Linked DNA regions of Homo sapiens: region 1 is linked to region 2. The links are chromatin loops, found by intact Hi-C in ENCODE. Cell type or tissue: dorsolateral prefrontal cortex. All regions are shown on one strand. Links, peaks and the distances in the headings refer to the core of each region. The heading gives the core; the rest is flanking DNA. Region 1 overlaps RIN2 (Ras and Rab interactor 2). Region 2 overlaps RIN2 (Ras and Rab interactor 2).

Region 1 (15,841 bases), core at 3,966-11,965, 52 kb before region 2:
ACTTCAGGATCCAGTCCCGCTTTTTAATGCTGGTCTCCTCTTCCTGTCTTACAGCCTTTAGGTGTTCAGCTGATGTAAATTAATTGCTCCCATTGTCAAGGACTTTAGTAGGTTTGCTTTTCTTTTTTTCTTTTTTTTTTTTTTTGCTGCTAGTCAACCACATTGTGTTCCAAAAGTACCTTTAAAAAGGTATTTTATGGTTTTATTTAGCTTTGTTTTATTTGTAAAATACCCTTCTCCTGGGCTGTAGGCTTCTAGGCATTATTCACACAGATCCAGCACACTGTTTGGGGTACACTTAAGCCTCTAGAGCCCTTACCCATATTTGCATGCTGCCCAGCTGTGAGTTCATTGCAAAGGTGCAGACTCACCTGCTTGTGATACCTCTCCCTCTTAGCTACTGACTTATTTGTGGTGTCAGAACCCCATTTTCAAGAACTTCCCATTCTGTTTGATGGGAACGAGGGCACTTTTTATAGACTCCAACTCACCTTTAAACTTTGTGAAATCTCTGTTTGTAAACCACAAAATTTATCAGCACAACTGAGTTTCCCATTCCTAGCTTTTGTGAACATAAGGATGACATAAGAATTTCCTCTTACAATGCCTCTCACTTCCACTTCCCCAATCAGTTCCTCCCCGTGAATCGGAAGTAAGTTGAGAATAGCAGCTCCACCCACAGCTTTCTGATCCTTCTGAGGGCTGAATCTGCCCACAAGTTAGGTCAAGTGTGTGTCAGAAATGGTTTTTATCACAGAGACACTATGAGAATATGTGCGGACAGCTGAGTCTGCCACCTGTCTTTCTGCCTGATTTCTGCAGCAGGAATGAATCACTCACTTCCTGCGTTGATGGTGGCTGTGGCATCCTGTCATCACAGTAGCCCTTTTATTCTATTCCTCCATTCATCTCCATTATCTTCTAATATGAAAACCATTATGTAGGTGCATAGATTTATTTGTCCTTGACTTAACAGAGACAGCTTAGTACTCTCCAAAAGAAAAGAAAAAATATGTTTCTTATGAATGGAACATGATAAAATATGCCATCTCTTGGTTGCATTCTAACCGAGTGTCCCATTCCCTGTGATCTTGCTGACTCCTAGGAAGTTCTGCAGAGCTGATCATTTCCTCCACCATCCTAGGTCCATTTTTGCTTGTTCTGCTCTGTATGATCATTGGGATGGTCCAACCGGCTACGTCGTCTGAGGCTCCCTTTGCTAACTGGCTTCCTGCTAGGCTTGGTTTGGCTCATGTGAAGCCCTGGTTGATAGGGTGGGTGGAAGGAAAGGAAAAGCCAGGGCATTTCACCACGTTTAATATACTAATGATTCAAATTTGTGCCTCAGCAAACATGCAGATTACCTGGGATCCTCAGCAGAGAATAATAGCTACCTCTGGAAATAGTAGGCTCATGAATGCTAAGAGGCTACTGAAATTGCCACCTATATGATGGGACGCTTTGGGTGAGAGGTTCATGGAGGTTCTGATTGATTGGGTTCTTGAAGAGTACATGAGCATTTTCCTGGCAGATCTACTCATGACAGACATCCCAGGAAGACAGAAGAGAAGATGAGCAGTTATGGAAACCCAAAGTTGTATGGCGTGCTTGCAAATTGGATTAACTTATTAATTTGTAGGACTTTGGGGGCATGATAGGAGATGAAGCCAAAAAAAGAAAAAAAAATGGATTGAATCCAGTATATGAAGGACCCTCTGTAATAACTATGCTTTCTCCCAGGGGTGAGTTCACAGGAGCAACAGAGAGCTCTAGAGTGAGGAGGGTGGGAAGAACAATTTTGTATATCATCTACGTTGTATACTGGGCTTCTATAGGCTGTTGTGTTTGATGAAAGTGTGCCGGCTTAAAAAGTTCAAAAATCCACTGTTGTGACTATAGGAAATGTATTGGTCAGGGTTTTTAGATGCATACTAGAGAATCGCCTCTAGCTGGTTTAGGCAGGGAGGGGTACTGAGGAACAGAGTTCCCAAAGTCAAGGGATGGATCAAGCAGTGGGGTTTAGGCTGGGCTTCCCAAGTGACTCCCAGAATGGCCCACCAGAATCAGCCCACCAAGGGGTTGGCCACTACGGAAGGGGTCAGGAAGCTGCTGAATTGGGAGACCCCCTCAGGGCTGCTGCTCAGAGCAACTCCAGCTCTGCCATGGCCCCTGACCACAAAATGATGCCCCTGACTCTGTCTCATTCCCTGCATCACTCAGTTCCCAACAAAGCCTTGTGGGAGCCCATCTGCGTGGTAGAATCTAAATCACGTAGCCATATCCCAGCAGCAAGGAGGCCAGAAAATGAGGTTTCTGTTGTCTTATTTTTGCATCGTATGTTGGAAAGACAGAAATTATCCTGAACGACACTATCAAAATACGGATTGTGATCAAAAGATTTGGGGGATACCCAAATGATAGCAGTCCACCTCAGGAAGACATATTTTCCAAAGGAAGGGAGAGTAGGATGAAATTTGCATTTTAAAATATCATTTTTATGAAACCATTTGTTTTTTAGCCAAGGCCAATCCTGATGACTGTGTGAGGTCATGAGACTGCTGGTTTCTCTAACTAGCTTCACATTTTTTTTTACCAAGTTCTCTAAAGCCAAGCTAGCTTTTCATTAACTTTTATGCCAGGCCTCAAATCTTCTTTTACTTACATGGCATGACCTTAGAATCCTTTCTTGGCCTCTCTTTCATGCTTCATTCTTGTGCAGTTTGGTGAAGACCCCCTGCACTCTCAGGTGTAGCATCTTCCTGCCACATGAGGGATACCTTAATAATATGACCATCAGCCACAAGCCTCAGCCCTTTCCAATGTCATGTCCCACAGTGCATAACATACCAGCAAATGTTTATCACAACCTACTCAAGGCCAGTCATTCAGTTTCCAGGACTCTCAATGAGGTTGGGCCGGAATTTCCTGTTGCTGTGGAATAAAGCATGAACAACTGCCACATGATGTGTTGCTAAAATGAATGCAGTATCATTAGCATGGTGGACACTGTGATGCACCACCAGATGCCCCTTAAGGAGGGACTTGTTGCCCGGCTGCTGGGAGTGCTGACCATGGGGAGTCTATAGCTGCCACCAGCCCCTGCAGGGGTACCTTGGCTGAAGGGGGCTGCCTAGGCAAGGGTCATGCCATGCCCAGGGATACCCACATCCAGCGATGACTGATGCTGGTGGGGGTACAATGGCATAGCCATCTCACCCCACCTCGGGACACCCCTATAAGGTTGACTCATCCTGAATCCTGAACCTCATCTCCATGTCCCCGTGTCCACTCCTGCTTCCTTCCCATTCCACAGGCACTGATCCCACGGGCGCTCCTTAATAAGTCTCTTGTACCCTAAACTCTGTCTCCAAGTCTGCTTCTGGGAGACCCCAACCCATGACCATCAGCCTCTTCTAGAAGTACACAGATGCCCCAGCATGCCACACTCCGGGTAGATACTCCACCCTCCCAGGGCACCCAATTCACCTTAGAAATGTGAAGCTGCCAACTGCTCTCAGCAAGGAGATGTCTGGTACTTGGTGCTTGGAAGTAGTTTCGTTCGTCTAAAAACGTAACATAAATTTTTACATTAACATTTTTTAACCTGAAAAAATTGAATTCTAGTTAGTGATATGTATGTTAGAAGTATTTAGTGGGAAGTACAGACATCCAAGTTTTTCTTTTAAATGCACCAAAAGTAAGATGGATTGAGGGATGCGTAGAGGGAGGTAGAGATGGAAAAATATGGATAAAACAAATATTGTAAAATGTCAGTGGTAAAATCTTGGTGGTGTGTATGTGAGTGTTCACTGAAAAATTATTTCAATTTCACTCTGTTTGAAACTTTTTATTTTAAAGTATTGGGAAAATAAATAGGTGTGACTGAATAGGAAGAGTAGACCGAGATTGTTTTATGAACTGATTTCAAAGATAAAGTTAAGCCCGTCAAGTACTTGAGATTATATCAGTGTAATTTCCCTGATACATTTGAACCCATCGTTTATTTAGCAAACATTCGTTGAGCAGGTACAATGAGCTTGGATATACAGTAAGTGTTCCAGGGAGGACAAAGAAATATAAGAGCTATATTCTGCAAGTTTATTGTAGTAGATACAATAAATACATATGGAAAGTTAAATAGTAATAGTTCATATCACCCTAGACATAGACTTTTAAAATACATGGATTCTCCTTCTTATAGGAGATAGCTACAAAGCAAAACACAAACAAAAACAAATGCATGTATTGGTTCTACCATACAGATAATGTTTCTAGCAATGAATAATAACAATTATAATAATAATGATAGCAGATCTTACACAGTGTTCGCCATGTACCTGGCAGTGTTCCAAGGGCTTCACCTATTTCAATGCATTTCATCCGTACACTGTGTGGTGGTGAGAATGTATCTGCAGATTTGCAACTAAAGGGGACGTGACTGGCCGAGGGCACCACCTGCTGTGCTCTCTAATCCATCACTAAATTTCTAAGCCAGTGGCTGAGCCCAGTGGGGATACTAAGGCAAGCACATTCCCAAGGACGCAGGCGGCCTCTGATAGTCATCGCTGGCTCTGTGACTCCCAGATGGCCTTGCCAACCTTTCTAAGCCAGCATGGTGATCTAGGATGCTGTCCCCAACCTTCCTTCCTCCCCACTCTCCTTTACAGAGACAAGACCTGTGTGGCATCCCGATGGCTCTCCCCACCTCCCTAGACTGCCTCCCTCTTGCTCCCCACTGTCCCTCCCAGGGCTAATTTTTGGAAATAGTAAAAAAGACTCACCCTCAAGCACGCCTTTCAAAGGCAAACCAACCACTCTGTAGCCCACATCCCAGCCACCTCTTTCATGTGCTCCCACCCTCCGGGCCATGACCCACCAGCCCTGATCACCCCGGGGCCAGGTACCAGACAACCAGGGACAGCCCCTTCCTTAGTCCCTCAGTGCCCCAGACTGGGTAACTTAGAAACAATAGGCATTTATTCTTAACAGTTCTGGAGTCTAGGAAGTCCAAGAAGAAGACACCAGCAGGTTCAGTGTCTGGTGAGGGCTGCTCTCTGCTTCCAGGTGTTGCTGCATCTTCTGGAGGGGACGAATGCTCTGTCCTCATGCAGCAGAAGGGACAGAAAGGGCCAACTCACCTCCTCAAGCCCTTTGGTAAGACCCTAATCTATTCATAAGGGCAGGTCCCTCATGGCCTTCTCCCCTCCTAAGGGCCCCACCTCTTAACACTGTTGCACTGAGGATTAAGTTTTAACATGAATTTTGAAGGAGGCACAGACATTCAAACCACAGCAGCCCCTATGCTCCAGAGCCTAATGAAATTATTCAAACCACCCACTCCTAAGCCGGATTACCCTGCCCTACATGTTCCTCCCCACGGAAACCACAGTGAAAGCTCCCGCCCACAGTTTTCCCCTCACCTTCTGCCTCTAACAGACCTTGGTGCTTCCCTGTGTGGCCCCTGACAACGTGGCAAGCCCTCCTCTTGGGATCTGTGAGTAACAAACCGTCTTTTCAATGATAGTCATCTCCTGATATGCTGGTCTTGCCAAAACAAAATCATAATAAAACCTATATCTATATATAGATAGATAGATATAGGTTATATATATATATTTTAACTTTAAGTTCCAGGATGCACGTGCAGAACATGCAGGTTTGTTACGTAGGTATACGTGTGCCATGGTGGTTTGCTGAACGTATTGACTCATCCTTTATGTTTCCTCCCCTCACTCCCGACTCCCCAACAGGACCCGGTATGTGTTGTTCCCCTTCCCGTGTCCACATAAAACCTATATTTTTTAAAAGCCAGTTAAGTACAAATGTCCCTTGGTGTTCAGCTTTTCTGAGTTACTGTTTACAACGTGTTGAGCTCTTAAAATAGCAAGAATGCCAAGAATATTTTGCTCTCAATTACTTGGTTTTATGGTCTTACATGCACAAGGAAGAGAACAGAAGGTATCTCTATATGAGTAGTGAGTGTAGCAGTGCGCTTGGGGCCCCACCAGATCTTCAAGCCTGGGCTGGTGCCCCACCGTGTTAGGAGTGGTGGCTGCTAACTGGCCTCCCTCCCCAGGAGATTCTCCCCTATGAGATGCAAGGCAGCCCACAGCCCGTGGCTGACTAGCACAGGGGTGCAAAAGTGCAGTCCCCTCGCCCCAGTGCAGGACCAAATCTGTGTTCAAACCCCAGAGCTCCCTGCAGGCTTAGGCTGAGGTTGGCATCCTGCTGAGGTCCCATTCCCCTGCCCCCTCCTGCTTGTCCCCGTCCCCTTCTCCTGAGAGCTTTCCTCCACCACATCGCCTGCACAAGGATCCCCTGTGAGTGAGACCCCCAGTGGCCTGGTAACCCACAACTAAGCATCACATGAAATGTGGAGGGACCTTGTGCTGGGTGCAAGGTTTTCCCCTAGTGTGTGTAATGGTTATGGATCATTTAGTGACTCCTGCTAATCTCCTTAGTACAGACTGTCAGAGCCTAGTTAATGGATCAGCCCATAGGCAGCTCCCTAAATATTCCACCTATAAAGAACATGAAATAAACCACTGGCATGAGCAGCAGATTACCTACGAGCAAATTCACATCCCCTCATTCAGCTTTTTGCTTAAGTGGGAAGATGCAACTGGGACCCATTTTTGCCAAAGTGGAAGCTGCCTATGGGTGACAATAGCAGGGAGAAGGGATAGCCCATGTTTATGGGGCACTTGCTTGGTGCCAGGTACCCTGCTAAGCACAGGAAGGACAAATGGCCTAACCCAAATCGCACAGCTAGTAAGCAGCAGCATTCAGCCCCACAGCTGCAACCTCCCACCCAGTGCGACGCTCTGGTTCCCTGACAGGCTCCTCCTCCTGCCCTCCCACCCCCTTAAAAGTGGAGGAGCAAATCAAGAATACTGGTGTGAAGGGAGGCACCTCATGGCTGGCCCTGTTGGCTGTATTTAGTCTTCAGATTTCATAAATATGCAAACTAGGAAAATAGAATGATCTTCGGTCTTTTTAGTTTTTTCTTTTGTTTTTGTATTATTCTTATCTTTTGTGGTAACATGTAGACCTGACATCCCAATCTTCTGTCTTTTAAGTTGTATAATAAATAATGTTCATCATTCTCTTTAAAACTTGACTCTAGGCCAGGCACAGTGGCTCACACCTGCAATCCCAGCACTTTGAGAGACTGAGGCAAGAGAATCCAGGAGGTCAAGGCTGCAATAAGCCAAGAGCAAGCCACTGCGCTCCAGCCAGGGCAACAGAGCAGGACCCTGTGAAGAAAAGAGAGAGAGAGAGAGAGAGAAAGAAAGAAAGGAAGGAAAGAGAGAAAGAGAGAGAGAGAAAGAAAAAGAGAGAGAGAAAAAAGAGAAAGAGAAAGAAAAAGACAGAAAGAAAGAGAAAAAGAGAAAGAGAAAGAAAGAGAAAAAGAAAGAAGAAAGAAAGAAAGAGGGAGGAAGGAAGAAAGGAAGGAAGGGAGGGAGGAAGGAAGGAAGGAATGAAGGGAAGAAGGAAGGGAGGGATTTCCTAGACTAACTCCCACATTGCATCTATCATTTTCTTCATGTCTGCACTAGTAATTGTGTAAATTATAGCACATTGTTTTGTTTATATACATATACATATGTGGGTGTGTGGTGGTGGTGAATGTGTGTATCTATAGGTATGTGTGTGGAATGTATATAAATCTTCTTTATTGTTTGAAGTGCTCATGTGTAAATGTTTTTGCCTTCAACTTCATTAAAATTTTTTGAGGGCAGAATATTTTAAAGTCTTCAATAACAATCATTATATTACTTTAAACGAGATCAGATAAAAAAGGACATAAATAAAGTCTACTGAGTTATAAAAGGAGTAAACCGAATTTCACATCATTTACATGAGGCAATTAAAAGATCAGCATTTAAAAAGCTATACTCTAAGGTAAATAAATCAGTACCTGAAGGCAAATGGTAAGGAAATATTTAGTTAACAGAAAGAAGTCAGTTTATCTCAAAAGCCGTCTTCCCTGAAATTCGGGCCTGCATTGCTTTGCTTAAGTAACAGCAAATATGAATGGGAAGTTGAGTGGATGCTCAGAATTATTTAAATTTTTTCAAGCTTTTTTCAAGCACTCCGTTTAGTGAACCAGGCTGAGTAGGAAAATCTCTCCTCTCCATGAACTTGTTTAATTGCAGAAAAGCTACAGAAGGAAAGGTTCCTGGCCAGAAGGAGAGAGTGCATCTTGCTCCTCTAAGGATGACAGTCGATGAGGGAATCCAGGGTCCTTGCCTGTCACACATTCCTCTGAGCTCTGGGCACTGTGCTAGGACCGGGACTGGCTGCCTTTGTTCCTTTGGGGCATGGCCAGGCCATCTGGTATTCCGGGCTACCAGATAAGTCGCCCTGTTCTGCATCCCAGAGGGAGAGTTGAGCTCTGCACCAAGCACTTAGGGACAGAGCAGTGGTCTGAGCTCAGCCACTTTTGTTCCCACGACTGGTATCATCTGGTGACATCAGATGCTGCACAATCCATGTCGACTGCAGACCACTAGGCAAAATGGGTTACAGAATTAATGCACTGAGTGCTCCAGCGATTATAACACTGAACATAAGAGATCCCCATTTCTTCCAGGTAAATTCTTGTTTCAATTAACTAAAATTTGAGTGAATTCATAAGTGACTAGTTCCTCATGACGCCATCGCACCAAAACTAAATTAAAGGATTAATCCTCAATTTCCACATTAGTAACTTAAATATTAGAGCATGAAAAGATTTGTAATTCTCATTACAGATCACTGGCTCCTTCTTCAGAAAAATTGGACTAATTAGATCTAACTTAATTCCTCACAGTTATGTCCCTACTTTAATTGGAATTACATTAAATATTGATAGTAAATTAAAGAATATTTTCATGGATAGAATTTCTAATCTACCAATTAGGAGACCATGAGCTCTCTCTCTCTCTCTCTCCATTTATCTAAATCTTTCTTCATTTCTCCTATTAGGGTTATATAATTTTGAACGGCTCTTATGTTTATTGAATTATGTAATTCTCATCTATTTAATTTTTGTAGCTGTTATGATAGAGGAAGATAATGAGTTTCTGTTCCATTACTAACATTAAATAATGCTGTTGATTTTTACGTTTATAGGTAACATCCTATAATCTTGCTGAACTTAACTATTTTCTTAAATAAATTTTTGTTGATTTTTGCCAAATTCAAGGTATATAATCACATTATTATAAAAAGCAACAAAAATGCATCAGAGTCTTAGTGACAAGTATTAATTTTAGAGGAATGGGAAGATATTGAAAGAGCCTCATCCTGGCCACTGCGCCATTGTATTAACTACCATTTATTGTATATCATGTGCAGACACCTCCCCTAAAGCTTTATCTATATAATTTCCATACAACACTGCTGTAAGATGGGTACTGTAATGATCCCCATTTTGCAGATATGTGTGGAAACTAAGCCTCAGAGAGATTAAGTAACACTGAACATCACACACCGCCCCCCCCAACACACACACACACACACACACACACACACACACACACACACAGAGTGAATTACACAGCTTGGGTTTTAACCCAGCTCAGTGTGAGCCCAGAATCTGTTCATGTAATAGCAGCAAAAAGGAAATAATATACTTGAGAATTAACTCAATACACATGAACTATTCAAAGAAAATTAAAATACCTCCAGGGAAAATAAAGGCTCTGAGAAATCCACAGGGAAGCATTATCTCTTTCTTAATCTTCACTAATTTCACAAATGAGAAATAGTCTCTTGTTGTCAGTTTAATTTGCGTTTTTGTTACTAGGAAGTTTCAACATTTTCAAATTAATCACATGTCTTTTCTATCCTGTGTTTTTTCTATTCAAAATTTCTAATTTCACCATTGGGATACTAGAGTTTTTATTGCTGTATTTAAATTCATTATAAGTTAAGTATATTATCTTTTATAAATTCTTAGCAAATGATAAGCCAAGCTTTTGCTTTGCTTTTTAATTGTTTATTATATATGCTGATATACAGATAACTATTTTTAATATAATTAAATTTGTCAACCTTTTTCTCCTTGATTCTTTCTTTTTTCTCTTTCTTTTTTCTTTCCTTTCTTCCTTTCCCTCTCTTTTTCTTTCTCCATCCTTCTTTCCTTTCTTTCTTCCCCTCCCCTGTCTCCTTTCCTTTCCTTTCTTGTGGGAGTGAATGTTGAGAATTATCTTCTCAATCCAGAGATAAGACAGACATACGCCTATATTTTCATCTGGTTTCACTATTTATTGACTTAACTATAATATATCTGAAACATATTTTGAGTGGAGGGGACAAGAAAAAGAAAGTAATTTATTCAGCTGGCTAAAACAGTCACTTCACAAAAATCAGAGGGTTTTTTAATTAAAAAATTATCCTCAGATTTTAGTTAAAAAACAAAAACATATCTTCTCTCATTGGAAGGCTATTTCCATCTTCTTTTAACATGAAGTAACTTTTGCTAGTTACATTCTGACTTCTTTTTAAACAGATTCTGCAATAAGTAAGTCTAAGATCAGTCATACTACATTGCATAGGATATTGTGAACTAAGCTTGCATTTGTTTTGTGTCTTGAGGAAGAGAGATATGGCCTGGTTAATTAATTAATTTACCCAATCAAGTTTAAGAGTGATGTTAATTTTAATAAGACTGTTACTTTTTGTACTTTCTAAAAATTAAAGTATGATCTACGTACTATAAGGTTCATACATATTCAAGGTTCATCCATGTTGTAACCCATATCAGTAATTCAGTCCTTTTTATAACTACATATATATTTCATTGTATGGACATACCCTATTCTGTTTGTCCATTCATTAATTTATAGACATTTGGATTGGGTCCACTTTTTGGCTATTATGAATAATGCTGTGTGACCCTGGGAGGATCGTGTGTGGCTGTAGCCACTCCCTTTATCACTGGGATTCATGCTGGGGGCTGGAGCTGGCTGCTTCCAGTCAGGTCTCTTTCCCGCATGGCTACAGGAAATCATACTCCCAACTGTGGTGAAATCTAAACCAATGGCCTGGATGAGTCTTTTGCAGACAGGTTTGGCACTGTTTGGATAGCTTGGCAAGTCTCTGCACACCTGCACTCCGGCGTCTATTTCTCTAGTGTGGGAAGTAACTCTGGGTGCAGGGCTGGTGCTGAGGGTACCACCGCCTCCCCACACACTGGGGTCCCCGAGACTTCACCCGAGCCTCCTCTCCAGCCCCCAAACCTCCACCCAGTGGCCTGACAACACCAGCTTGTCAGCCTGGATGGCCCGGGAGGCCTCTAGGATCATTTTAAATCCATCCATGAGTGGACCAACCTGATGATTGGGAACAGGATTCCAGCAGGACTGTTGGGTGAGATTGTTTCTGCAGTGGGAGGAGCACAAATCAGAGTCTGCGCAGCCCCAGTGCTCAGCGCCTCATGGATGTTCCCTGGCATCTGTTACGATCCCCCTGTCAGCTTTAACCTTTGCCTGACAACCATGTGGTTTCTAAGGGAGGAACAAAACCGGTGAGAAAAGCTACTGTGCACAAAGTCCCTTTTGTTGGTACGCAATTGCATAAATACTTGAGAAGGAAAATGAATAAAGGCCAGGATGGGACCTCCCTCCTCATGGCAGTGAGAATAACTTGCCCTTGGGCATGCCCTGGAACCTGCCTACAGCTTTCATGGGCTAGATCCGCCGTATCATACCAGCCACAGTGTGGCGACTGAGCAGGACCTGCTGCCCACATTTTGCAGATGAAGACATGGAAACTCGATGAGGTTCCATAACCCAGCCAAAGTCACAAAACCACCTAAGTGATGGAGTTCACCATGTCTCTGGGTCCCTGGCTTAATGCTTTTCTCTACCAGGGGCTATTTACCCACTCAGAGTCTGTTCTGTCTTAAGAGAATTGCTTGGCTAGAGAAGATCCTTTCCTTCCTTCTCTCTACCACCTCCCCCTGGAGGATCTAGTTCCACCCTTACCTCTGGTTTCTCTCCTGGGCCTTTCTTCTTGCACCTTTGCAACCCTGTACCCCTTCCCTCTCCACTTTTCTTTGTGCAATATGGCTAGCAAGGTCCTCCCCTTTCCCACTCACCCTCTGAATGAATCCTATCTAAAACACTTGGCTTCAAATCCAATGGGACATTTGAAATGTACAGTACTGACATGTTTAAAGTGAGAGTAAGCAGTATCTTTAAATCAAAAGTGCTTCTGTAAATGCAAAATTGAAACCCGCCTTTCCTGCAGCAGTAAAGCCTTAGAACTGCAAAGAATTTGAAAGAGTAGCTATTTATAAAAAATATGTTAATACATGTATTTGAGGACAATTGCCTAAAATTAATATACCAAATGATAACAGTGGTTACTTCGAGGTGGCAAGATTATCAATGTTTTTGATATTCTTCTTCCAGCTTTATTGTATTCCCTACAATGAGTAGTTATTATTTCTATAATCAAGGAAAAAGCTGAACACTTTTAGTTTTAGCCAACTCCAACCTCAAATTTCACAAACAGAGAAACAGAAACTTGGAGAGAACATTCCTGGTCACACAAAGGTTTGCCAGTGGAAGTGGGTGAGTCTGGGTCTCAGGGTTTCCTTCCCCACTCCTTTTCCCTGGTGCCACACCTTGGTAAGACAGTGGCCACGCTCAGCACTGCATACTTGGGCAGCAGTTTGCGGTTGGTTGGTTGTCTATCCTTACAAGGTGCCTGATTTTCACCAGCGTGACCGTGAGCAGGCAACTTGGGGAAACACAAGTTAAAAGAAAGAGTTGTTCTTATGTTCTTTTTTAAAGCGCAAACACACATTGTCATTTCCTTTCCATAGAGAGCCCTTCCCCACAGTTTATAGGAATGCCTTATCATTGTTGACATAGCCTGTTCATGGGCTTCTGTCAAGGGTAAGTCCCCATGCCCCTTAGCCAACCAGAAACCACTTCTGTTAATTGAGGAATTGTCTTTACATGCCCTTACGTTCAGTCACGCCTTGAAGTGCTGGGAGAACATCTTCATCCAGGATGGGCAGTGAGAGACAAAGCCTTGAATCCACACAGTTCCATTTCCTGGGGACCCGTAGAGCATTTTTCATGCATGTTCCACAAGCTCCTTTCATGGGCACCTCATTATGCTCAGAGTTATCCAGAGCAATTGATGAACAAATGTCTTTTCTTTCTAGGAACTCACAGATTTCAAATCTTGAAAACTGGTTAAGAGAGTTTGTTGTTGAGAGATGAGACATAACCCACATGTAAGAACGTTTCCATCATCTCCAGTGTGGACTTTTGTCTCACTTTTCTCTTTTTTCTTCGGCCTCTCTTATTCTCCAAAAGTTATCTGTTCTTTAGGGAACATTTGATCCTATGGGTCATTTTCAATCCCTCGTTAACTACCCGGCAAGGACTTTATTTTCTTTTAGAGATAGGGTCTCACTATGTTGCCAAGAGTGAGAGTGAGAGTGGCTATTCACAGATGTGAACATAGCACATTGCAGCCTCAAACTCTTGGCCTCAAGTGTTCCTTCCACCCCAGCCTCCCAAGGACAGTAAAATCCTTTTGAAAAAATCCTTAGCCGAGTGAGGTGGCTACAGGCGTGAGCCACCACACTCGGTGAAGGGTTTTTTCAAAAGGACTTTACTGTGATTTTTTTGGCAGTGCTGGCTTGAACATGAATTGGCTTTTGTTCTTTCAGTTCTATTGAAGTGAATTAAATCTATAACCTCACCTGGAGTTGGGAGTAACAAACGCAGCCCCATAGATTTTGCCAGCTTATGGAATTAAAAAGGCCACCATTGAAATGACGATCTGAACCATAAAGGCAGAGTCTCCTCTTTCCCTGCTATAAAGTGTTCATGTTTATTTGGGGGATGATCCAGGCATCCACACTGTAAAGGGGCTTATCATGTGACAAAAGTGACCTTTTCAAACACTGAAACCTGTGAGAGCATCCCACAGCTGAAAATCAGGGAAGGGAACTGGGACCAATGAGAAAAAGCATTTAAGGATGCACAGGGCTAGGCTGGCTTGCAGGCAGAACTGCCCTTGTACCTACTCTGTGCAGGTCCTGCTGGGGAGCTTTGTCAATATGAAGGCTAAGTCACATGAGGAAGCTGCAGAAGAAAAGTTTGAAGCTAACAAAGTTAGTTCATGAGATTTAAGAAAAGAGGCCATCTGCAGGTGCCAGTGGAGAATCTGCAGCAAGCTGTCCAGAAGATCTAGCCAAGATAATTGATAATTGCAACTCACTACACTAAACAACAGATTTTCATTGTAGATGAAACAGCCTTTTGTTGGAAGAAGATGTCATCTACAGCTCTTATAGCTAGAGAGAAGTCAATGCTTGGCTTCAAAACATCAAAGAACAGGCTGACTCTTGTTAGGGGCTAATGCAGTTGGCAACCTTAAGTTGAAGCCAATATTCATTTATCATTCCCCAAATCCTAGAGCCCTTCATAATTAGGCTAAATCTACTCTGCCTGTGCTCTACAATTGGAACTGTAAAGCCTGTATGACAGCACATCTGCTTTTTTGTTTCTTTGTTTTTTTTGTTTGTTTGTTTGTTTGTTTGTTTGAGACAGAGTCTTGTTCTGTTGCCCAGGCTGGAGTGTAGTGGTGCGATCTTGGCTCACTGCAACCTCTGCCTCCTGAGTTAAAGCAATTCTCCTGCCTCAGCACCCCCTAGTAGCTGGGATTACAGGCACTCACCACCATCCCTGGCTTTTTTTTTTTTTTTTTTTTTTTTTTGTATTTTTAGTAGAGATGGGGTTTCGCCATGTTGGCCAGGCTGGTCTCGAACTCTGGACCTCAGGTGATCCACCTGCCTCGGCCTCCCAAAGTGCTGGGATTACAGGCGTAAGCCACTGCACCCAGCCACACATCTGTTTACAGGATGGTTTACTGAATATTTTAATCCCACTGTTGAGACCTACTGCTTAGAAAAAAATACATTTCTTTAAAAATATTACTGTTTATTGACAATGCATCTGGCCACCCAAGAGTTCTAACTGAGATGTAAGAAGAGATTCGTGTTGTTTTCAGGCCTGCTAACACAGCATCCATTCTGCAGCCCATGGATCAAGAAGTAATTTCAACTTTCAAGTCTTATTATTTAAGAACTACATTTTGTAAGGCTATAGCTGCCATAGGTAGTGATTCCTCTGATGGATCTGAGCAAAATACATTGAAAAATCTTCTGAAAAGAATTCAGCATTCTAGATGTCACAAAGAACATTCATGATTCACAGGAGGAGGTCAAAATATCAGTATAAATTGGAGTTTGGAAGAAGTTGATGCCAACTCTCATGAATGATTTTGAGGGACTCAAGACTTCTGTGGAGGAATCTGCTGCAGATGTGGTAGAAGCAGCAAGAGAATAGAATTAGAAATGGAACCTGAAGATGTCGTTGAATTACTGCAATCCCATGATAAAATTCAAATGAATGAGGAGTTGCTTCGTGCAAATGAGCAAAGAAAATCGTTTATTGAGATGGAATTGCTCCTGGTGAAGATACTGTGAACAGTGTTAAAATGACAACTAAAGATTTAGAATATTTTATAAACTTAGTTGATAAAGTAGTGGCAGGATTTGAGAAGATTACTCCAATTTTGAAACAAGTTCTACTGTGGGTAAAATGCTATCAAACAACATCACATGCTACAGAGAAATCTTTGATGAAAAAAAGTCAATCAATGTGACAAACATCATTGTTGTCTTATTTCAATAAATTGCCACAGCAACACCAACTTTCAGCAACCACCACTCTGATCAGCCAGCAGCCATCAACATCAAGGCAAAACTCTCCACCAGCAAAAAATGACAACTTGCTGAAGGCCCAGATGATCGTTAGTATTT
Region 2 (15,841 bases), core at 5,094-13,093:
CTGGAATCTCTTCCCGCGTGGCCCAAGCCTGCTTCCACTGCTTGGCAGGATGTCTCCCAAGCCCCTGGGCCCATGGGCTGACTCTGCTCCTGGAGTAGCATCCATAGGCTGAAAAGTGTGGGAGGGAATAAAGGATGCACAGCACTTGGACATGAAGGATGGGGTATCCACAGAGCTATTGGAGGGAGAAGAGGTGTAACAAACCAGGGTCACCCCATGTCCCCATGTTCAGGGACAAAACACAGACGAGTCTGAGAATTTTAAATTTAAACCAGGTTTCCCAAGTCCTCGTAAAGGCACATTTGTCGTGGTAGGAGAATAGAACATACTTTAGTTAACAGTTTGTTCTCTTGATGTATAATTTTTTTAATATTCAGACATAAAGTATAAGTGAACTTCCATCTGTCCTCTTGCCTCAGTCCCTGAAAATGCCAGTGTCCACCCAGCATCCTCATGGGTGGCACGAAAACCCAGACACAGGCAATGATGCTGTCTCTACTGTCAACTCAGACCATCCATCCATGGGCCCACTCGACCCTCCGTGCTTTACTGTTTTCCATAATCTAATTCTTTTGCTATCATTATGACTCAAAGCAGTCTCTCTTGGACATGAGTTTGTACCCACCCTCAAATAGTCTCAATGGATAAGAGGTAATCCTGCTTCCTCCCCTGTACCTTGGGCTCCATGCTAACCACACCTGCCCTGTCTGGCCCCACTGCCAGAGGAAGGAGTCAGACGTCTGAACAAGAGGATGGGGTGAGGTAGAACATTGAGAGGAAAACCCTAAGCTTCAGAGAACCTGCAGAGCCTAGCAGAAATTATTTGGTAGTTGCAAATAGTGCAAAACTGAATAATAGGAAACTGGATTTGTGAAATATCCTATGTCCTTGTCACTCCTAACAAAAGACATGAATGCCATTGGTCAGCCAAGACAGACTTTTAAACATGCCTGAACTTCTGAGGCACAATTGCTGCCACCAAAACCACCTTTCTGGTGATGGCAACAGATATCTCTGAGAGCATTACATGGATTTTTATGACTCTTTCATAGACACACAAAATACTAAGTTATTTTGGAGAACTGTTACTTTCTTTATGCTTTTCCCTTGCTAATTTCTGGAGTCTGGTTGTGTGATGGTATTAAATATTAATACCTGTTATCGGCACATTTACTATGTTTAGAAGGTGTCATGGTATGTTGTTATTTTGATATTAGACACTGTGCTTCCGCTGACTGTCCACATGGAATCCGTGGGCTTACAAGGAAGACATTCTTCAGAGGAGGCTATCTGTTCTCCGGCCCACTTCCTAAGAGAAAGCATGGAAATTTTAAGGCTCTAATCCTACAACACATGGATGCAAAGACATGCACAAACACACAGCGTGGTCAATTTGCTTCACTGGTCGATATATTTCACTGGGAGTTTAGCACGTGTTTCCGTGGACTTTTTTCATTGTGTGATCTTCAATGCTGATGTGTTGACTTGGACAAACACCCGGAGACTTCTCTAGAATTCCAATTTGTGCAAAAATGAAAGGGCTGAGAAACATGATTGGCTAGTGGACTTGTAGAGAATAAAGTAGGTTTGTATGCTATAGAGAGAGGAAAGATCTTCAGATCATAGAACTCTGTAAGAAAAATCCAACCACAGAGAGAACACATGGACTCCCTAAACTCTTTCATTTCTTTGGTATTTCAAAGTGGTATCAAAAAATATGTATTTTTTTCCAGACCGGTTGCAGTGGCTCATGCCATCCCAGCACTTTGGGAGGCCAAGGCGGTCGGATCACTTGAGGCCAGGAGTTCAAGACCAGCCTGGCCAACATGGTGAAACTCTGTCTCTAACAAAATTACAAAAATTAGCTGGGCATGGTGGTGCACACCTGTGATCTCAGCTACTCAGGTAACTGAGGCAGCAAGACAATTGATGAACCAGGAAGGTGGAGATTGCAGTGAGCCGAGATCATGCCACTGTACTCCATCCTGGGCAACAGAGTGAGACTCTGTCTTAAAAAAAAAAAAAAAAAAAATTTCCAGCATGTTTTGTGGGTCAACAGCATGGTATGTGTGTTGCTGGCGTTTATCTGTCCTAGGAATTCTTAAAGATAAGCATGGCTCTTCCTATCATCTTATGCTTTAGAGGAAGTCATTCTTTTTTTTTTTTTTTTTTTTTTTTTTCTGAGACAGCGTCTCACTCTGTTACCCAAGCAGGAGTGCAGTTGCATGATTAATGCAGCCTTGACCTTCCAGGCTCAAGCGATTCTTCCACATCATCCTCCTGAGTGGCTGGGACCACAGATACATGCCACCATGCCCAGCTAATTTTCTGTAGAGATGAGGTTTTGCTGTGCTGCTGGGCTCAAGAGATCCTTCTGCCTTGGCCTCCCAAAATGCTGAGATTATAGATGTGAGCTGCTGCACCTAGCCGAGAAAGTCATTCTTTAAAAACCCTTCTCTTTAGCCTAGATGACTTCCTTGTAAAATCCTATGCACTTACTCATTCGGCAAACATTTACTGAGCACATACGTACCAGGCAGCACGTAAGGTATTAAAGACACCACTGTGAACAAGCAGATGAGATCTCTAATGTCTGGTTCCATAAAGGAAGATCTTTTCTTCTTCTCTCTTCAACCTCCATAGAAATGGAACCCACTAAGTCTAAAATAACAGACCGAACATATGGCTTCCTTTAACTATTCCCGATGGCAGCATTTTACTTGGTTAAGATGAGAGCCAGAAATATTTCGTGTCCTACTAGTGACAAATAATGTGGTTTCATGGATAAAGCACTGGTTTCAGTCTAGAGATCTAGTTTCTTACTTTTGCTATCTTTTATTACTTAAGTGTATGAAGAATCAAATAAAAGCCACCTCTTCAGAGACCTTGTGGTTTAGAATTAGTGAATTAAATATAGTGGTGACCTGGAATTGGTTCTCCCTGCTCACTAGAGCTGATTGTTAAAATTTCATGAACTTTCCAAGTCTGTTGATGTCACACTGGTAGCTTGAAACCAGCCATGATGGGAGTATTTACACCACAAAATAGGCAAATGCTAAAACCCGGGGCTTTTATTTCCCAGAAAGCCAGTTGTTAAACATTTCCCTGCGCATCACTAACTAAAGGGAAGGGTAAACACCCTGATGGTGAAGGGGAAAGTTTGGAAAGACATCAGCATATACATGGTCAAAATGAAGGAAAAGAAGCAAATTAGTACATGAGATTCCAGGCAAGATGTATCCTAGAGGCTAATTTATTATATAGGGATGATGTTCCTCTCTTTTTCCTTCATAGCACTGGTTGTCATGACATTTCGACCCAAAACATTGTATTTTATTTATTTATTTTTTAAAAGAGACAGAGCCCCTCACAGAGTCACCCAGTCTGGAGTGCAGTGCTGCAATCAGAGCTCACCACAGCCTCAATCTCCTGGACTCAAGAGATCCTCCCTCTTTAGCCTCCTGAGTAGCAGCTGGAATTACAGGCATGCACCACCACACCTGGCTAATAGACTCAGGACATTTTCATGTAACCCTGTGGACTTTGTTTATGTTCTTTACTCCACTAATGACATAGGCTGTTAGTAAACAAAACAAAAAACATTGTAAGAATAAAGAGTATTGTGTTTAGAATTTCAATACTCCATTGCTGGGCCAAAGAATATTCCTAGAGTTTCTGTGGAATTGCTTCTACTTTCATTATTGACTGTCTAAGAATTACAAAATCACTGGTATTGTAGCCATTTCAGAATGAAATGGGTGAAGATGCACTCAACAGAATTTGTGATAGATCCAAACATAAATTGATGAATTTTATCTTGCTTGTAATTTTGGAAAGTGAAAAAAACTTGGTCTGAGAAAAATGATACTGGTAGAAGAAAACCTGATGACAGCTGTCACTAACTACACCCAGTCACACTTGTTATGATGGAACAAGTGACGGAAGCATCAGTCTTACAAAATTCGGACATTCCAAATGTAACCCAGGGAATTTGGAACTTCATAGAAATAATGAAAACAGCCAACACCTCACAGAGCAGGAATCTTAAACAGTAAAGTTTCACGAAGACAAAAATCTTTTTGATCAATCATGTCTCTTTTACAAAGTTTACAAGGAAAGTATTCATCCCTAAAACTATTTTCTATAAAATTAAAATTAAATGAATAGCTATATGAAAAAACTGTCATACCACACACAAAATCCAAAGCTGCCAGATTACAACCTCTAATGAAAAATAATCACCTACATAGACTCTTTTACCATCATGGACAGAGAGCCTTGGAAAAGAAAGCTCTAAACTCAACTGCTAACAGGTTGATGAGTAGACCCTGAGGAAGTCCCAGTGTGTGTGGCTTCTTTGTCCATGGGATTCTGTGGATTACGGGCTGAGGTGGCTTATGACACCTCTGCACTGTATTGCATGAAGTTACTGCACACATATGTTGTGTGACCACTGATCACATGGAGCTTTTCGAGTGAGGAGGTTTGGAAATATTGTTGACCCTTGAACAAAACAGGTTTTCAAACTGCACTAGTCCATGTATACACGGGTTTTTTTCAATAAACATATTGGAAAATTCTGGGGGAGATTTGCAACAATTTGAAAAAAACGCACAAGTTGTGTAGCCTAGAAATACTGAAAAAAATTAAGACAATGCTAGGTATCTTATGAATGCATAACATACGGGTTAATTGGCTGCTTATGTTATCAGTAAGGCTTCTGATCAATAGTAGGCTATTTGTAGCTAAGTTTTGGGGGAGTTAAAAGTTGTACTCAGATTTTTGACGGCTCAGAACCCTTACCCCATCCATTGTTCAAGGGTCAACTGTATGCAGACTTTTCAATGACCTTGCGGGTAGCCAAGGGGAAGCCACCCCTCTTTCCCTGCTCAATCATATTCCAAGTGAGTTGAGTCCATCAGCCCTGAGGCCTGGGCCACCGGTGCAGGAGAAGCCATCAGTCAAGAGAGGAATAAGGGATGCCTGCAGGGGTGGCGAAGAGGGATGCCTCAGGAGGCTAATTCTTAAATGGCCCAAGGGGGAAAATGAGGGCATTGGATAGGAGGTGAGAGAAGCTTCCTACTCCAGAAAGAGAGGACTTTTTTTTTTTTTTTTTTTTTAGACCTGGTCTCTCTCTGTTACCCAGGCTGGAGTGCAGCGGAGCGATAATGGCTCCCAGCACCTTTGACCTCCTGGGCTCAGGCAATCCTCCTGCCTCATCTTCCCAAGTAGCTGGGACCCTAGGCACTCACCACCATGCCTGGCTCATGTTTTTGTTATTATTTGTAGAGACAGGGTCTCCCTATGTTGCCTGGGCTGATCTTGAACTCCTGACCTCAAGTGATCCTCCCACCTCAGCGTCCCAAAGTGCTGGGATTACAGGCATGAGCCACCATGTCCAGTCAGAAAAGGAGGACTTTCTAACCAGCAGAGGAGCCCACCTGTTGCCCTCGGGTGGTCACATGGCCAGTAACTACATGGGCACCAGCAGGGCTTCTGTGGTGTGGACAAGGTGAGAGTTTCTATGAGTCTGTGAACCAGTTTTCCAAGGAAAGAAGGGATGGACTTCCACCAGAATTAACCCCATTTACAGGCCAGTCCTGTAAGTGGTAGAAAGGAGTTTTAACCACCGCACCTCACACCACCTTGTTAAAAAAAAAAAAAAAAGGTTACTCTTAGAAAAATTGAGGCACTGGACATTGTTCCTAATTACATTTTTAAAATACTTTTTAATTTTTTTATGTGAAAGATAGGGTTTCACTATATTGTCCAGGCTGGTCTCAAACTCCTGGCCTCAAGCATTCCTTCTGCCTTGGCCTCCTAAAGTGCTTGGGATTATAGGCATACGGGCATGAGCCACAGCACCTGGCCAACAAGAGTTTTTAAATAGGATTAGGACCAGGCGTGGTGGTTTACGCCTGTAATCCCAGCACTTTGGGAAGCCAAGGCGGGAGGATTGCTTGAGGCCAGGAGTTTGAGACCAGCCTGGGCAACATAGGGAGGGAGACCTGGTCTCTACAAAATAAAAATAAAAAGATGAGTTGAATGTGGTAGCACACACTGGTAGTCTCAGCTATTCGGGAGGCTGAGGTGGGAGAATCACTTGAGCCCAGGAGGTTGAGGGGCAGTGAGCCGTGACTGCAGCAATGCACTCCAGCCTGGGCAACAGAGCGAGACCCTGTCTCAAAAACAATAATTAAAATTAAAATTAAAACACTGTTGTTGAGTAAGGGGGCTGGGAATACAGTTCTTTCCATATGACTTCTTTCTTTCTCGTAAATTAGCTTGTCTTTTCAATGGAAAGTTTTCATGACCTTCAAACTTAAAATTTTTTTTTAAAATGACTGTTGGGTGAGGGAAAACCTGTGTCAAACAGTGATCCAAGACACTTTAAAAATTTCTTTCAATTCACATAGTTCGAATTGTCAAGTCTGATCCTGGAATAACATTTGTCTGTCCAACGTGTAAAATATTGAGTAATACAAAGATAATTATGGAAATATTCAGAGAACTTCCCTGGACCCAGACACAGAGCCACCTCCATTTCCTCCTACCTCTCTTAGAAAAAAACAAAAAGCATTAAAAGGAGAGATGACCTGTCTCCCTGGGAGCTGGTTAAGCGACCAGGCAAAAAAAGTGAGATGCATTTCTTAGATTCGGACTTGACCTGACAGGTCCTCTAGGGTGAGTCACTTTTTCCTATTTCAGTCAATTTGGCTGTAAAATAATTACAATAACGAGGTCTTGTTTACTGAGACTGAAGTCCGTGCTGCCCGGCCTCATTTAACGGCTAGAAAGAAAAACTGAAGGTTGTGATTAGAAAGCTTCTGTAGCCAACCTCATGCAGCACGGAGATGAGAATCCAGGACTTGAGTACACTAAGTGTCTATTAAGTCAGAACTGTGAGTAGTGGAATCCAATATAATTGCTTTTGCTGCTTCTTTTGTGGGTTTGCACTTGTGACCTAAAGTAAATAAAATAGCATAAAATAGGAAGCTGGGGTGGGGGCAAGAGGAGAAGAGATTGGGCCGATGTTGGTCAAAGGATACAAACTTTCAGTTCAGAAGGAGGAAAAAGTCCAAGAGCCGTATTGTGCAACACGGTGACTGTAGTTAATACCAATGTATTGCGTATTTGAAAATTGCGGCCGGGAGCGGTGGCTCATGCCTGTAATCCCAGCACTTTGGGAGGCCGAGGCAGGTGGATCACTTGAGGTCAGGAGTTCAAGACCAGCCTGGCCAACATGGTAAAACCCCACATCTACCAAAAAATACAAAAATTAGCCAGGCATGATGGTGCACGCCTGTAATCCTGGCTACTTGCAGGCTGAGGCAGGAGAATCACTTGAACCCTGGAGGCGGAAGCTAAAGTGAGCTGAGATGGTGCCACTGCACTGCAGCCTGGGTGACAAAGTAAGACCCTGTCTCGAAAAAGAAATACAAGCAAACAAACAAAAAAAAAAACGAAAAGAAAAGAAAATTTTCGAAGACAGGAGATTGTAAGTGCACAAGTGCACTCAGAACAAAAAAAAGCATATGAGGTAATGCATATGTTAATTAGCTTCACTTAGCCATTCTGCAATATGTATACCTATATATATCAAGATGTCATGTTGTATACCATAAATATATACAATTTTTACTGGTCAATTAATAAAATAAAATCCTTCCCCCAAAATAGGAAGGTTACGTTGGACTAAAGAAATTAAGAGAAGAGGAGAGGAGCGGAGGGGATGGGAAGGGTGGGGAAGGGACAGTAGAGGTGGGCGGGGAATAGGCGACGGGGGAGGGCAGAGGAGGGAACAGGCCTGTCCTTAATCCTTCTCAAGCTCTGTATCTTGCCAAGATCTGGCCTGTGGCCCGGCGCAGCAAAAGCTGGGAAAATGCCAGTGACTCAACCCAGTTCCATTGATCAGTGAAATGGAAATCGGGGACTCTGTGTTTCAACCCCAGTCAGCCAGCCCACAGCCAGGGTCCAGGTGGCAGCCTCAGCTCCTGGCCTCAGTGGCTGTCAGTAGAATGGGTTGGGGAGCCAGCCTCCAGCGGTCTCACATAGCAGGCAGGCAGTGCAGCCTGGAGCCCAGCCAGGGGACGCAGGAATCCTTTCTGCTTTTTAAGGACAGACTTTGCTTTACCACAGCAGTCGCTCTTGGGGCCACACGGAAAGCCACCACTGAGTTTACTATAAAGTGACAGAGGCTGGTGTCTCTAGGAGAATGAGGAATAGTCACTTCCTGCCTTTGTCCATTAGCGCCGACCAACGCGACCAGCTCCGTTTACATTCTTTCAGTGGTGTTGTTGAAAGGGCTTGGCAGCTCCCAAATGTTTGCAGTGTCCTTAGTCCTATGAGGGCTGCCTTCTTCTTCTTCTTCTTCTTTTTTTTTTTTTTTTTTTGCTAGCTTTTAGCTAGTATCTGGAAACATCTACTGGACATGTTGGACTCATTTTCTCAAGAATCCACTTTACCCTTCAGGGAAGCCAGGAAAAGAACAAGCTTCCAACCGGTACAAGTCTGGAGGAATTTCACAGCCTCTCAAACTACGGTACCCTTTTTGTTTCTTAGTCTAGCCTGTTACTGGGATGGTTTTAGGATGAAGCTGCTGGGGTGACATCTGTGGGGAGGCATGGGGAAGCGCAGGTGAAGAGAAGTTATCGTTTTAAATGGTATTAAATTGCTGTCAATATTGAGTCAAGGTGTCTAAGGTTATGGTTTGGGGAAGAAAACTATAGCTAACTATAGCTACTACAGAAAGATCTTAAACCAGAACTCTTTTGGGGCCCTGAAGAACTTTTTTTTTTTTCTTTCGAGACAGAGTGTTACTCTGTCGCTCAGGCCAAAGTGCAGTGGTGCGATCATGGCTCACTGCAGCCTCAATCTCCTGGGCTCAAGTGATCCTCCCTCCTGAGTAGCTGGGACTACAGGAGCATGCCACCATGCCCATCTATTTTTTTTTTTTTTAATTTTTTTTAGAGACAGGGTCTCGCTATGTTGCCCAGACTAGTCTCAAACTGCTGGATTCAAGTGATTCTCCTGCCTTGGCTTCCCAAAATGCTGGTCATGAGCCACTGCACAGACCAAGAACTTTGTTTTTCTGGCCAAGGACTTTATTTTTTAAAATAATAATAAGCTATGTACTGTCTGCTTGAACTATTGGATGGCCACCAGCATTTAATCCCATGGGATGTACCTGCTGCTGCACCTGGCAGTGTGTTCCTGTCACCTGCTCTCATTTCCCTCTTGGAGCAGCTTATGAAGGAGAGATGCCACCTGCATCTTTTGAAATGTGATGGATCTGCCTGCCCTGAGCAGAATTCAAACTGGATGGTGAATTGAGGACTGCTGGAGGTTAAAGGGTACACATGAAGTTTTCAGGCAGCTAATTAAAATAAACTAGTACATTTCTGGAACCTAAACTGCTCCAATGCTGTAGGCAAAATTCCCTGTCTGCCCTGGCTCATCAGAAAGAGTTTGTATATGGAAAACTTCAGAACAGAACAAAGGAACTTAAGTCTGGATGAGGAATGAAGTCTTGGCTCTCGTTTAGCAATTCCTGAACTGCCAGGTGACATCAAATCCCCTGCCGAAGAAATGTCTGAAATAAAAAGAATTCCAGACATTAGGCCTGGTTTAAAACAGGGTATGCTTTTTTATTTGTGTGCTTCTGGGTCTAAACAGGTCATGGTTTGCTCCCCAAGGTGACAGTGTGGCTCCCATTCCGTCCCTAGTTCTGAGCATGGCACTGTGATTTCTTTCTGGAGTTGCTCCAACCTGTGGCCTTTTGCTAATGAGTGATGAACCCCAGAACCTGAACTTCTAGAGTCAGCAAAATTGCACACTGCCTTCTCAGGAGGTTTCTGGAACATTGGCCTTCATCCCAGCAGGATCACAAGTGGAAAGAAACACAGGGAAGACCCCGTCAAATCTTTAAAGTGGCCACAGCACGGAGCACTGACACAAAGAGACGATGGTTCTGGAAGGAGGGGTGGGATGCTCTGTGTCACTATTGTTTTCTAGATGGGATTCCGTGCACAGATCATCACAACTCACTGTGAGTGCAAGCAGGGGTGTAAATCGTGGGGCCGAAAAAAACCTTTGTGCAAAGATCCTTGCTCACTCACTGATATGCACTTCTCAGCTATAGATTCATGCTTTTCCACTTGTTGAAACGTCCCTAAATATCGCCCTCAATGTCCTGTTTGTGTCGCTGGCTCTCTGCCACTCAGCTAATAATGAAACAGCCTCAGTGAACCTGCAGCAGCAGCTGCCTTAGCTTCAGTGCCTACCCACCCCTGCAGCTGAACCACTTTGAATATTCCTTGATGGTGCAAGAGACAGTCTCACTATTCCCTTCACTGGCCTTCCTCTGTGTCCGTCACGGTTGGCATGAGCTACCTCCTGTGCATGTTATGGCGAGAAGGGATGAATGAGGAAAGACAGGGTGGTTTTATACTTGATCCTGGGACAGTCACTGGGTAAGGAAGGGTTTGGGGTTGCTCCCCCAGGCCCCCCTCAATGCGTGAAGGCCTGAGCCAGGTCAGCTGGCAGAGGTGTGTGTATGTTTAACTTAGAACTGAATGTTGAAGGCTTTGTGACCCAAAGGGAAGAATTATTGGGATCTGATGCCCTAGCAGGGGAAATTCCAAGCCCAAAAAGCTACAGTTAGAATTCAGAACTGTGTTGTTACCCTGCCTCTGAGTTTTCCTCTACGTTCAGCTCCCCTTTTGTGGATGATCGTGAAGCTGTTTACATGTTGTCCTCTTCCGTGAACTGATCCCTGTAAACAGTGACAGGATTTTATCCAAATATTTCTGATTTCTAAGGGAAAAATAGAGCAATTTCTTCCCAGTGCCCTTCTGTTGACCTTGCCTGGGGGAGAGGCCAGCAGAGCTAAGGATGACCTCACCCCCTTCCAGCAGGATTTCCTGGGATGTACAGAACCTCCTTCTTCAGCTGTCCCTCTGTGATCAGCCACATTCAATCTATAAACTTCCAGTGCAGATGATGGGGACATCTAATATTGGGTCTGTTCACATTTCAGCAGGAGGTGAAACACACAAAGTAATCATTAGGCTTCCTGAAGTCCCAAGGACCTTCTACGTCAGTGGCAGAGGTGGGAGGTGGGCTGGCGAGGTGGGGCAGTCTAGGAACTGCGCTGGTGGGGACAGGAAATTGGGCTGAAGGGAGATGTAAGGCCTTGGTGGGAAATAAATGGCACTGTGTTGTTGACGGAAAAAGATCTTGGCAGGACTGTTGTTGTGAGTGTTCTGTGGCTTAGAAAGGAATTTCCTACAGGCTGGACTAACCATTAAAAATGTCTCTACCTTCAGGAGTCCCCGGCGTGCAGTGGAGCCTCGCTGGGGGAAATGACAGCTTGGACCATGGGCGCCCGCGGTCTGGACAAGCGAGGAAGTTTCTTTAAGGTAAAAGGAAGCCTTGATTGGGATCTCAACTCGTCGGCTTGCTGCCTGAGCCTGGGAGCTGCGGTGCTCCATGGAGCTGCTGAGGGAAGTCTGCTCTCTGAGCCAGCACCGGCTAAGGGAGCTTGCCCGAGCCCAGCTGCTGATTGTTACCAGGGCTTATAACAGGTTGCGGGGTCTGTGATTTAGTGCTTTCATACAGGCACAGGACTCGGGCACGGAGAGGGGCCGTGCTGTGCAAGACGGCTGAGGCTGTCTTTATTTGAGAGCTGCTCAGTTTGTCCTTTTTCAGCTGCAGGGTTTTATGGTGGAAGCTGTACTTTGCTTTCCAGTGAATCAATGCTGTCGTCCATGTGTTCTCTCCTTGGCTTGTTTGTATGAATCACTGAAGGGCTCCAAAACAAACAAACAAACAAACAAACAAACAAAAAACAGCTTCCTGGACCGCACCTTAGAATGATGAAATATTATTTTCTGGTATATTTTATCAAACATCCCCAAAGGCTTCTTATGATAATGAGGAAGCATGATTATAACTGTCTAACTCTTCTGTGTTCATATTGATGTTAATGGGACTAAATTACCTTGCTAGCTTAATGAGATAAGATTTTAAATGGGTGTTTTATGTACTCTGTGTGTGTGTATTTAATGAAGACTTGGTGGTCGCTTCTGATTTACACTTGGGAATCAATTCCCCTCTTGTGGCTTTTTGCTTTGTTTCCTTTCATTCACCCTCGAATTAAGGCATCCTCAGTATAGAAAATTTTGAAAATACAGAATTATGTTTAAAAAGGTAGAAAAATGGAGGTAAAATATGCACTTGAAATCTGTCATAGGCAGTGTTCCAACACCAGGTCTTGTCCTCAGAGGAGGAAGACGGAGGAGATTTTATTACCGAGGACAAGTGACTATGTTTAACAATTAACCAACCTTTATGGGTTGGAAGTATCTATTAACACTTATTTACATGTTTCCTGTTTCCAAGAGACCAAAACTGATATATTGTGTCAACTGTTGACTCTACAAAAAAAAAAAAAAAAAAAAAAAACCATCAGAAGAACCTGCTGATAAAGCAAAGTTCATGAGATTTACTGAAATAAGGAAGAACATCACCAGGACACAGTCTTATTCATGTCTAAGCCAGGGGAGATTAAGAGGCAGATTTATAGGATTCGGGGATCTAGGCCTAAGTCCTTCAAGCTGCATTTTTCAAGGTGGAGAACTAATTTGATTTCAGTGACGTCTATGCCACAATAGCTTGGGACTGGTGGATACAGCAAGACTAGTATATTGAAGTGGCTCTTGACAAGTAAACCCTTGTTTGATAAGTGAGCTGTTTTCCCAGGTGAGCAAATTGCTTGCCAGGACAAATTAGTGTGTAGACATTTCCTGCAACAAACAGTGAAGTTATTTATTGGTTTACAGTCTTAATTTTCTGGGCAAGAAGATCCTGGAAGAATGAGTTACGTTATGTTGACACAGATGGTCTCAATTATCAATCCTAATAGTTAAGCTTTGTGGACAAAGTAGTCTCAGTTCTCAAATGATTTACTCAGTTTTGATCAAACCTGTATAACCTCCACCCATTGGAGGCAAATGAGAGTAAGGAGCTCCTCAAGTCCTCTGTAGATCAAGAGCTAAGCCCACCAGGTTGCCCAATTGTCATCCTCCAGGTTCCTGAGTTGCATCTGATGCTGAGATATTTATTTCCCCCTGTTAAGAGGGATGATCCAAAACCTCTCCTTAACCCAAAGCACTGTCTAGATCAGCCTAAATATTGGCTAGTCCATAATTACCACCTTATGATGGTCAGGAAGCACAGTGGAGCCGTATCTTACATAGTAGTTAGATTTTAAAGTCAAGGCAAAAGAAGAAAATGGAGGCCAGCCATGGTGCTTCATGCCTGTAATTCCAGCACTTTGGGAGGCCTAGGTGGGCGGATCACTTGAGGTCAGGAGTTCGAGACGAGCCTGGCCAACATGGCGAAACCCCATCTCTACTAAAAATACAAAACTTAGCTGGGTGTGGTGGCCTGCACCTGTAATCCCAGCTACTTAGGAGGCTGAAGCAGGAGAATCGTTTGAACCTGGGAGGTGGAGGTTGCAGGAGGTTGCAGTGAGCCAACATCGCACCACTGCACTCCAGCCTGGGCAACAGAGCAAGACTCCATCTAAAAAAAGAAGAAGAAGAAGAAAATGGAGTATAAAGTTGCCTTTGAACATTTCTTAGGAAGGTGCCCTGAGGGGCCCAATGTACTACCTATCATCAAGTCCATTGTAGCCAGTTTTTCCTGCAGTTCTAAGAAAATCATATTTGTTTTTATTTGAGTTTTCAGTGGGACAGCAGTTAAGTCATTGACTTGTATTTCTGGGCTATGCTATAGGAAAGAACCAATCAGGTGAGAGGTGAGAGGTCTGCCTGACCCCGCCAAGGGTGAGATCTGCCATGTAACCTCTCCTGGGTCAAATACCCATGAAAATATTGGCAAAGGCACCTGCACTATTTAACTTGTCTGTAATTTTGTGTTTTTGGCAGAGTTTAAATTGTTTAATTCATTAATTAATTAATTAATTTATTTTGAGACGGAGCCTCATTCTTTCACCCAGGCTGGTGTGCAGTGGTGCGATCTCGGCTCACTGCAACCTCTGCCTCCCGGGTTCAAGCGATTCTCTGCCTCAGCCTCCCGAGCAGCTGGGATTACAGGTGCCTGCCACCACACCCAGCTAATTTTTGTATTTTTAGTAGAGACGGGGTTTCACCATCTTGGCCGTGCTGGTCTCGAACTCCTGACCTCGTGATCCACCCGCCTCAGCCCCCAAAATGCTGGGATTACAGGCATGAGCCACCACGCCCAGCCTTGTTTAATTTATTTAAGTCAGATGCTCCATGTAAATGATATAGTTACTTTATACTTCTTTCTTTCCTCTTTCTTTCTTTCTTGGAGCTCCCAGGCTCAAGCAATCCTCCCACCCTGGCCTCCCAAACTGCTGGGATTACAGGCGTGAGCCACCGCACCCAGCCTCCTTCCTCTTCCTTCTAGACATGGTTATTCTTTGCTGTAACAATTATTCCGTAATTAGTCACCAATATTCACATGTAGTTCTCTGTGAGGAGAAGTGAACTGCCCTTTGGACATTCAGTACTGATTCTTTGCAGGTTCATTTGTAACAAGCTGGAGGGGAGTTCGGTGCTGAGATGGATTGTCACCCAGTGGCCACCTTCTGGGACCCACTGGCCCTGCTCTGACTCACCATGCTTTATTTCAGTTCTCACCTATTAAGCGCCCATGAGCAGCCAAGCTCTGTACGTGGCCAGGGAGAGAAAAAGCAGAAGCCACCCCTAACCTCATGGAGCTTTCAGTCTGGTAGCAAATAAAGATATTAATCAAATAATCACAGCACCAGACACATAATTATAAATCATGTTTTAAAAATGCTTCATGGGAGATGTAAAAGGAGCCCTGAGAATATATAACCTAATCTGGGGTTCCAGAGAAATCTTTCCCAAGGAAGCGGACTTCGATTTGAGAGCTGAGGTCGACATTATACCATTTAGGAAGATGGTTGGAGCTAAGTTTTGGAGTGACTCTTGATGCTACCGCAACGCACTTCTCAGCAGATACCAGTGATGCCATACAATTGGAGAGGATGCTTTCATAAAGCGTGAGGTTTCCTGGTCACATTCTTGGCTCACAGCTGAATTCCACATGAGTATTATCCCTCTCTTGGCTATTAGTGCTCACGTGACTTTGTGTAAAGCACAGATAATTGGAAGGCAATCATTGGACCTCTTTTTCATCATTATCCTCCCCATCCAGTTTGTGTTTCTAAGCCAGAGTTGCTAACCACTAGTAGTTAGCACTACTAGTGATTTGTGGTTTCCCATCTGTCCTGGCTCATGGACATGACTCAGATAGGCTGGAGGACATGAGGTGCGTGGATAACACACAGATTATCTGAGCATTCTGGGATCACTGAGATGCCCTGTGGTTACTGTGGAATCGCATCCCAGAAGCTCCGACCACATCCATCCATGCAGATAAACCCATTTTCCAGGCACTCACAGCACCATTGTTAATTTTCCACAACCATCTGGGAAAAGTGGTATCTTCCTGCTCCACAAAACATATGGCAGAGCCGGGCGCCATGGCTCACACCTGTAAATTGTAGCATTTTGGGAGGGCAAGGTGGGCAGATCACTTGAGGTCAGGAGTTTGAAACCAGCCTGGCCAACATGGTGAAACCTGTCTCCACTGAAAATACAAAAATTAGCCAGGTGTGATGATGGGCGCCTGTATTCCCAGCTACTCAGGAGGCTGAGGCAGGAGAATGGCTTGAACCCAGGAGATGGAGGTTGCACTGAGCCAAGATGGTGCCACCACACTCCAGCCTGGGCAACAGAGCAAGACTGTGTCTCAAAAAACA

Evidence for each region. Hi-C counts contacts between places; a loop is a spot of excess contacts. Peaks named below come from ENCODE experiments on the same cell type or tissue, not always from the same donor. Only the 100,000 strongest peaks of a DNase experiment are listed, where the experiment ranks them.
Region 1: a loop joins it to region 2, with 4 times the contacts of the local background. A loop is called at or near these places in 19 of 110 quality-filtered maps.

Annotation. Positions count from the first base shown.
Region 1 is chr20:19,827,681-19,843,521 of GRCh38, forward strand. All of the region lies in intron 2 of RIN2 (Ras and Rab interactor 2), which reads left to right. Among named protein-coding and RNA genes, the nearest start is that of RIN2, 77 kb to the left of the region's middle. RefSeq lists a silencer at 741-910 and an enhancer at 10,699-11,200. In dorsolateral prefrontal cortex, for the core only: a CTCF peak has its summit at 8,331; a DNase peak (open chromatin) is centred at 8,341; H3K4me3 peaks cover 803 bases; H3K27ac peaks cover 5,923 bases.
Region 2 is chr20:19,878,239-19,894,079 of GRCh38, forward strand. It overlaps RIN2 (Ras and Rab interactor 2), which reads left to right. Exons shown (of 13, transcript NM_018993.4): 3 at 11,328-11,420. The coding sequence starts at 11,364. Among named protein-coding and RNA genes, the nearest start is that of RIN2, 130 kb to the left of the region's middle. RefSeq lists an enhancer at 7,502-8,002. In dorsolateral prefrontal cortex, for the core only: CTCF peaks have their summits at 8,597 and 9,863; DNase peaks (open chromatin) are centred at 7,113, 7,973, 10,253, 11,433 and 1 weaker place; H3K4me3 peaks cover 5,635 bases; H3K27ac peaks cover 6,250 bases.